Regions from separate parts of the Homo sapiens genome. Here region 2 is linked to region 1. A link is a contact called in ENCODE Hi-C data. All regions are on one chromosome and are shown on one strand. Each heading gives the region's core, a stretch centred on a gene start or an enhancer-like site at or near the end of the contact. The rest is flanking DNA. Distances are from core to core; before and after follow the strand shown. Region 1 holds the start of RAB22A (RAB22A, member RAS oncogene family). Region 2 has its middle 14 kb from the start of ZNF831.

Region 1 (4,401 bases), core at 618-3,117:
TTTCAATATGAATTTATTAATTTATTATTACTACCAGTACAGGAATGTGTAAGGGTTCAGATCTCAACCTACTACTTTCAGGAAGGACAAAAACCATTTAAATGTCTTTTACTTGATATGCCTGAAAGAATAGCACCAGGATCTATTTTCATCTGCCTTATTTCAAGGTGTAATTGCTGTTGATATTTATAGACCGAAGCTTCTGTGTCTGTTCTAATAATTAGTAGAACTCCAATTCATATTTGCATTTTGAAGTTCTCACCCCCAACAAGTCCGAAGATAATTTTCCTAAAATACACAGATCCTCACTGGACTCTTTCAAGTCCTTCCAGAGATGATGCGAACCAGCGACTCAGAATTCAATGACTACAAAGCGCAGGGCCTACACCTGTAACACACTATGTATTTGGAAGGATTTTCAATGCACCTTTAGATGTGTATCAAATAAAAGTCTCTTACCCTATTGTTGGGTTGATGTTTGGATCAAAACTGTCTTCCACAAACCGCCACACAATACTCGATTTACCTACACCTGTATCCTGAAAGAGAACGAGATGAGGGACTGAGAAAAAGTTTACCTTTTGGCAGACACCAAAAACTACTTTGTGGCATAAGTTCAGGATTTTAGAAAAATCACCCTAGACGTGTAAATTTTATAAACGGAGGAACACAAAAGCGGTTGTCATAAAAATTCAGTAGAGTAATTAGGAAATTCCAACTGTACTAAAAGGGAGAGGTTTTTGCCGTTAAGACAGATTAGGACCTTTTGAGAGACCCAAAGTTTCTGCTTCGTGTAAAAAGTAACAAGTCCACTTGCTTTTTAACATATGTTAGTAAACTTTGAACTCCTGAGTTACCTCTGAGTAATCCCTGATGAATCCTAGCCCCACCCTATTTGGGGGAATAAAGATTAGTTATTGGAGTTCCTGCCGATCTTTAAGGCAGAAACTCTGGAATGACAGCATCAATTTCAGAAAGAAGGCTTTGAAATGGCCAACACCTTGTCTTTCCTGACAAGACAGGAAGCTGAAGCTTCAAACTAGTCTTTGGGGCTTCCTGATTTGAACACCCCTTTTCTCCACAGGAAGAGTTACTTGGCAAAGTAACTCTTTGGACAAGTGGCAGGGGTATCCCACAAGTTCAAAAACACCCAAGAGACAAAGTAGGCTAATGCTGCTTGTAAAACCTAAAGACCTGTTATTGGTTTTACTTTGGAAGACTTGGCCAACTCCCAACTAATACCTTGGTAAGTTGGGAGAAAACTATTTAAGAACCTCTCTTAACCCAGATGCAATAGAGAGGCAAGGGGGGGCTGTTTGCTCTTTGTGGGGCGGGAAGAGTCCACGGGCTCCAGGGAGGGGAAGGGGAAGGGTCCCTTCGGCCTCCAGGACCTTTTCGAGAGTGCAAGAGGTGGGCGGGACGGCTCCCGAGCTGGAGGGAGGGTCCACGGGGCTGGCAGACAGCGTCTTGGACGTGGGAGGGGGGAAGGGATGAGGGGACAGGGGGGATCCGGGGTCCCCGCCAGCCCAGCCTCCCGTGGCCCTCCCGGCCGGACCCGCCGCCACTCACCCCGAGCAGACACACTTTGAGCTCCCTCAGCGCCATGGCCCGGGAGCCAGGGGCGCGGGCCCGCCGCCGCCCTAAGTTGAGAAGGGAGAGGCCAGGCCCAGCAAGAGCATCCCCTGGCGCCGCTGCCGCCGCACGGCCCAGCCCCGGTCCGCGCAGAGGCGGCTGCCGCCCGTCCTCCGGCCGTAGGTCCGGCCTGTCCGCTGCCAGCCGCGTGGGGCCCGCCTTAGCAGCCGGGACGCCGCCGCGGCCTTCCGGGAGCCGCCGCCGCCGCCATCTTGGGACGCCGGCCGCGTCACCTGACCTCCCCGCCCACCTCGGCAGCCACCTTCGCTGAGAGGGCGGGGCCGGCCGGCCGGCGCGGATCGGGGGCGGGGCCCGAAGCCGACGGCCCCGCCCCTGTCTGCAGGGCCCCGCCCCTGTCTGCAGGGCCCCGCCCCTGTCTGCAGGGCCCCGCCCCTGTCTGCAGGGCCCCGCCCCTGTCTGCAGGGCCCCGCCCCTGTCTGCAGGGCCCCGCCCCTGTCTGCAGGGCCCCGCCCCTGTCTGCAGGGCCCCGCCCCTGCCGGTCCCGCCTCCATGCCCATCCCAAGATGGCGGGTGAGTGGGGCTGGGCTCGGGGGATGCCAGGGGTGCCCCTCTCTCTCTCGCCCCGTGACCACCCCGCGAGGCCGAGGGGCCCCTGCCCGACCCCGTCCCCTCTCGCCGCAGCCCCCTGGTAACTTCTTGTGTGTTTCTTGGTTTTCAGAGATCCCCCTGTACTTTGTGGACTTGCAGGATGACTTAGACGACTGTAAGTAAGAGTTGGGGCACCCCTGTCCCTCCCTGGGACCCTCTCAAAGAATTCAGAGTGCACGAAGCGCGGGGCGGGGGAACCTCAAGCCAGGCACTCCTTGTCGGGACCAGAACAGCGGGACCCCCAACTGCCTAGATCCACTGGTGGCGGTCCCTCCTCCCTGGGCGGGGCGGGCTGAGGGTGGGAGCCCTTCCCTTCCCTCGGGGGAAGGATTTTTGTTGTTGGGGAAACTTTGGACTCCCTGTCACTTCTTTTCTTCCTGCGCCTGCAGCTGCCGTGGGATGGGCGGAGGGGGTAGTCCCAAGTCCTAGTCGACCCTGGGCGGGCGGGGGGTCCGCCACCTGGGAGGTGGGTGACTTCCCTCTCAGGGCCTTGCCCTTTTCCTAGGGACTTTTTAGGACTGCTGGGGGGTTTGGGAGGTCCCCCTCTCGGTGTGGCCGGTCACGGAGTTGCACGGACTTCTCAAGTGTCCTGGCCACAAGCCCGGCTCCATCTCTTATCCCATGGAGCCCATTGGCCCCCGCATTTCTTGGGTGGGACCCTTGTCCCTTCTTGCCCTCTTTTTTGGAATCATGTTAAGGGCTGGTAGCTGGGGGAGGTGTCATCTTAGAAATCCAAGTTCGCATTTCTGGTGAAGGAAGGAAGCGTTTTCTCTCCTGTCAAGAAACTTACTGAGCAGCTATTTGCTCTGGGGGCCACGTGTTGGGCTCCGAACCTGCAAGGATGTGTTGAAAACAGCTCTACACGCAGGGAGCTCACAGGGTGTGGGGAGAGCCTACTTGTAAACAGAAAATTACCGAGCACCGGAGTGCTTGCTGGTGAAGAAGCCCTATATAAATCATCCAAATAGCTAACATTAATTGGGGGCGTACTGTACGCCAGTCATATACAGTACTTCCTCTCATCTTTCATTCCACATCTTCAGGTTTCCTAATAGTAAGAGTTGGTGTTTACTGAAAACTTACCATGGACCAGACAGCGTTAAACTCTTTTTTTTTTTTTTTTTTTTTTGAGACGTAGTCTTGCTCTGTAGCCCAGGCTGGAGTACAGTGGCACGATCTCGGCTCACTGCAAGCTCCACCTCCTGGGTTCACGCCATTTTCCTGCCTCAGCCTCCCAAGTAGCTGGGACTATAGGCGCCCGCCACCACTCCCGGCTAATTTTTTGTATTTTTAGTAGAGAAGGGGTTTCACTCTGTTAGCCAGGATGGTCTCGATCTCCTGACCTCGTGATCCGCCCACCTCGGCCTCCCAAAGTGTTGGGATTACTGGCGTGAGCCACCACGCCCGGCCCAGTCTTAAACTCTTTACACACATTAACTCAGAAGGCGCAGTTTCGGCTGGGTGCGGTGGCTCAGGCCTGTAATCCCCGCACTTTGGGAGGCAGAGACGGGCAGATCACTTGAGTCCAGCCTGGCCAACATGGTGAAACCCTGTCTCTACTAAAAATACAAAAATTAGCCGGGCTTGGTGGCGCGCGTCTCTAATCTTAGCTGCCCGGGAGGCTGAGGCAGGAGAATTGCTTGAACCTGGGAGGCAGAGGTTGCAGTGAACGCCACTGCACTCCAGCCTGGGCGACAGAGTGACTCCGTCTCAAAAAAACAAAACAAAACAAAACAAACCAACAAGGGGCAGTTTTGTTAAAGTAGCATAACACTTTTGAAGGGGTAAAGCAAGCTGATAGTTAAGAGCCCGGTGTCTGTGGAATCAGATGGCCAAGAGTGAAATCCCGTATCACTGTTTACTGTCAGTGTGATCCCAGGCAAGTCGCTGTACCACTCTATGCCTCAGCGACCTCATCAGTAAAATGGGCATTATAGTGGCCCACCTCAAAAGGCTTTTATAAGGGATTAAATGAATAAAGGATTTAGCACAATGCCTAGTATGTAATAAACAGTTGGTAAATAATGGCTGCTGTTACCGTTATTCATGTGATCATTATTAGTAGTTATTTAACACTGTTGAGCCTGGTACAGTATAGATCCAGGTTTACCCAGCTGAATGTTTCAGCCGATGGGCATGCTCAGATTGAAGGAGTTGTAT
Region 2 (4,401 bases), core at 1,115-3,614, 840 kb before region 1:
AGTGCTCTCTTCAGAAAGTCCACGCCCAGGAGCTGGTGTTGAAAGCCATCCCTCATTCACCTGGCAGCGATTCACCTGACCGGCCTGCAGAACTCAGGTGGAATCTTGGCTCGGTATCTCACCAGTTGTGGCCAAGTTATTTTACCTTTCTAAGCCTCGAGGTTTTCATCTGTCAAGTCAGGGCAACAAGAGCCCCAGGCACATGGGAGAATTAAGCACAAGATGCTAGCACAGGGTCGGGTGTATCATAAACACCTGGTCAACGCTCACAGTAGCATCACTGTGGTTAGGATTATTCTCCTCAAAGGTCTGCAGTCCTGTGGCATCTCAGCAGGAGGGTGCCCAGGGAAAGGGCCATTTCCTTCTGTCCAGAGATGGGTGCTGGAGCCTCAGGAAGGGTTATCCCAGGAGACAGAAGCCATGTGGCTTGCTGGGAATACACAGATCAGGGTGGCAGGTCATGCACACATCAACACACCCCCTCCAGCCTTAGGCATCCACCTCCATGCTAGCCCCCTCGCATCTTCATCCACACCAGGAAAGTAAGTGTGTGCATGTGTCCCAGCCCACATGTACCGGGAACATGGGCCTCTCCAGAGACCCAGCCGCTATCAGCCCGGTACCCCTGCACTATCGGAAACCCATGGACGGCTGGAGGCTGTGCTCATGGGTCTCCCATCTGGGCAGGCGGGCCAAGTGTATTTGTATATAATTTGCATGGTTGACACAGCCGTTCCCATCTCTGCAAGGAGAACTTCCAAGCTAACCTGTTATTACTGCTCCTCTGAAGCTGGCACGGCCCGCCCGCCCACAGCCAGCGAGTACTATGCAGAGAGACAGGCCAGGAGCTGACTGAGCGTTCGGGTGCGCCACACCAACCTCCCTGAGCCTCTGTTTCTCTCCTGGACAACAAATCACTACACACCTCCGTTGGGCAGACTCAAGGAGAGCTCCTTGCCCACAAAATGACAGCGTGTGCTGGCGCGGAGTACTGGCCACAGCATAGTGGGCTGTTTGTTATTCTCAGAAGGTCAGGAATTAATCTGGATGGAGAAGTTTGCCTCAACGTTCCTCCCAGATGATGGTTCTGAGTCTCATACGGTGGGTCCCCTATGCTATGGTTACTATTCATAGATGATCTATAAAAATACAGGATTGCCTACTTAAATTTGAATTTCGAAGAAATAATAAATATTTTAGTTTAAGTATATCCTGTGCAGGCTTTGGGACACGCTTATACTAACAAAGTATTCATTGTTCACCTGAAATTCCCATTTTAACTGGGCATCCTGTATTTTATCTGACAACCCTACCTGTGACCCGAGGTCCACTGGTTTCCATTACGACTTATATCCTGTTTTCTCACAGTTTTTACCTAAACTCAAAGGAACACGGTCTCTGTTTCCTAAATGTGCAGCTTCCCAATCTAGGATAGGGAGGGCAGAGGTTGCATGTGAGGAAAATTGAGACTTGCTGAGAGGAGAGAGGGAGGGAAGGAGAGAGAGAGAACATGTGTTTCCTAATTGAGGTAAAAATCTAAAATCTGTTCCTCTTTGGTTTCTGTGAGGAGCCTGGTGGTTACCATTGTGAACGTGAGGCCACGTTTCCTGTGGCAAAGGGTATGTGTGTTTTTATCAACAGAGCCCGTTTCTAGGGCTCCTCTCAGGATGTGAGGCCCGTAGCAGGTCACAGAGGAAAAGGCGGGCCATGGCGGGGCAAAGGGGGCTGGCGCTGGCGTTGGATGGGGGTCCAGCCATTGAGGCTCCCTGGAGAGCCTTAGCCCTGTGTGGGACGACAGCCCCCCTCAGGGCCTCGGCTCAGATTTCCCTGTGCACACCGGCCAGCTGGAACATTCCACAGAAAAAGGCAGTGGAGACTGGGCCTTGCCGGATTCCCTGGGGCCCTCAGGGCAAGTTCCAGCCCCGCCATCCACACAGTGTCAACATCACAGGGACAAGGCTCAGGCATGAAACATGTGTTGGGGGCCCTGTGGATGGTGTCTGCTCTCCATACAGGGGCTCTGCAGCCTCTCTCTCCGACAGGCCAAGCCCAGGCTTTTGGCGCTCACTCAGGAGGGAACCCTTTTCCTTCACGATTTTTTTTGGAGGAGGGAGATCTTATTTTATAGTAAGATCAATAGATATATTATGGAGTATAAGGTTAAAGTTTTATATCTTTAAGATACAATGCAAAAAGTAAAATGAAATGTATAAGACTCCGTTTCTTCCTCCATAAAATGGTATTGGGGAAGGCGCCAACCACATGGGGCCATTACAGAGATTAGACAAAGAGACATAAGCAAAGCCCTTCTTTGGCACAGCCCCAGGCCACAGTCACATCTTCTTTAATTGGAAGTTTGCCATTGAGACTGGGCCCAAGGATTAACATCCCTTCATCTCGTCTGGCTTATCAGACCTCCACACACAGAAAGAAATTGCAAAGCAGCAAAGGGAGTCTAGGTTTTGAGCACCAGAGGAAGCTGGTTAATCTTCAGTTGATTTTCTGATGGCACCTCTGGTCTGATCTCAAACAGAGGATGGGGTCTGAGAGCCCTTACCTTGTCTGACCCATCAAGATGGGCACCCATCCTATTCATCTGTGGCCACAGACACGGCCAGCCTGGAAGGGATGGAGACCCTCGTTACCAATGGAGACACCATCCCCTGGCTCTGCCCCTCACAGCCTCTGGCCAGGGCTGAACTCGAGTGCCCGCAGCCCAGAACGCTGCAACTGCACCTGCTCTCCAAGGCACAAGATGCTCTGGGGAAGGATGTGGTAAGCTGTGTCCAAGGTGCAGGGGTGTTGTGGTCAGGAGGGCAGAACTCACACCAGGTATGTGGGTCTGAGGTAGGAGGCTGCAGGACCTCTGAATCTCCTGGCTGGGTGACAGGATGGAATTGAGCCTCAAGACATGAGACCCAGAGTCAGCACCCTGCTTGCTCTCACGCTCTGTTCTTTTTTTTTTTTTTTTTTTTTTTTTTTTTTTTTTTTTTTTTTTTTGAGACGGAGTTTCGCTCTGTCGCCCAGGCTGGAGTGCAGTGGCGCGATCTCGACTCACTGCAAGCTCCACCTCCCGGGTTCACGCCATTCTCCTGCCTCAGCCTCCCGTGTAGCTGGGACTACAGGCGCGCGCCACCATGCCCGGCTAATTTTTGTATTTTTAGTAGAGACGGGGTTTCACCGTGTTAGCCAGGATGGTCTCGATCTCCTGACCTCGTGATCTGCCCGTCTCGGCCTCCCAAAGTGCTGGGATTACAGGCGTGAGCCACCGCGCCCGGCCGCTCTGTTCTAACCCATCTTCAGAACATCAGAAATGTAGCAGTGGTGATGCTTCCCAAGGACTGAACAGGGACTTTGCCACTGGTCCTCAGAGCTCATGTGCACCCCTTGGATATCCCCCCTCAACAGAGAGGCCAGCCCCATTCCATCATGGAAACCCTCCCAGCCTACTCTGATGAGATTGTCCGTGTCCCTGTCTTGGATGGGCCGACCACAAATGACTTAGGAACTAAACGAAGACTATGCATTGGCCTTGACCAACGGCACTTAACAATTAGCGTCAATGGCCCCATCAGGCTCTAGGTTAGTAGGAGAACATTCTCAAGCATTTCAGAGAGTATAAGGGACGTCTCTTCTAATTAGGGTCCATGATGTAGTCATACTTTCTTATTGATCTAATAATTGGTGCAAATGTACAAAAACAGCTGTCCCAACAGTGTGCTGCCACGTGGCCTTGGGTTTTTCATTCTGGCCTGTAATCCCCCCTTTTACCACCTCAGAAAGCAAGGCTTCATGCGTACAATCATGCCTGCATTTCAGCTGCTCTTCAGATTTACAGCCTCGCCTCTGAAATATGAACAGGTTTTTTGGAGATAATTAGTCTCACACACAACTTCAGCCAACATCTGATCAACCCCAGTCATATCATTAGTTCTTGCTAACATATTACACTTTGCCTAAACTATATTGGAAGATGTTCTCCAGTTATGATATCTGATTAGTCAAAATCAGCCTTGTTTGGAGATGAGGGGGGCCTCATTCTTCCTTGTGGTAGGAGAGCTGCCCTCAAAGCCTTTTCTTTAAATTCTAAGCCATGATCCAACATCTTTGCCTTTTCCCAATTTCAGCTTGTACAGCCTTTCCTTTTAAAAAACAAAGTATAACAATTGCAATTCTCCCTTGGCCACTGGCCAGACATCCAAGGGCCAGAGTGAGGAGATTAACGGATACACCCAGAGGGGACAAGGTCAGAGAGCAGAACATTCTGGACACATGTTTGTGTCAGAGACCAGACCCCAAAGGACTGGAGAGCTCCCATTAAGAAGGGCTGGTACCTCCAGCTAGAGTGACACGCGAGGGCCCTTCAGAGCCTGTGCATGGAACATGCCTGTGACATTAATT

What was found. Hi-C counts contacts between places; a loop is a spot of excess contacts on that map. Pooled maps may share reads with other maps.
Region 2: a map of CD4-positive, alpha-beta T cell shows a loop between it and region 1 (9-fold over the local background). The contact joins the enhancer-like site here to the promoter of RAB22A in region 1. A Hi-C loop is called at or near these places in 4 of 168 maps with a recorded cell type or tissue (CD4-positive, alpha-beta T cell, CD8-positive, alpha-beta T cell and posterior vena cava) and 7 of 50 pooled maps.

What each region holds. Positions count from the first base shown.
Region 1 is chr20:58,307,181-58,311,581 of GRCh38, reverse strand. RAB22A (RAB22A, member RAS oncogene family) reads right to left here and starts at 1,867. Exons shown (of 7, transcript NM_020673.3): 1 at 1,570-1,867; 2 at 460-539. The coding sequence starts at 1,605. It also overlaps the pseudogene PPP4R1L. RefSeq lists silencers at 1,469-1,798, 1,839-2,398.
Region 2 is chr20:59,147,279-59,151,679 of GRCh38, reverse strand. It overlaps a transcript of ZNF831 not described here. Among named protein-coding and RNA genes, the nearest start is that of ZNF831, 14 kb to the left of the region's middle. RefSeq lists a silencer at 1,546-1,768. Within about 2 kb of position 2,364, at least 13 of the 41 ENCODE cell types and tissues checked have a DNase peak (open chromatin) inside an H3K27ac peak, as active enhancers do; they include CD4-positive, alpha-beta T cell and CD8-positive, alpha-beta T cell, where a contact is called at or near this core.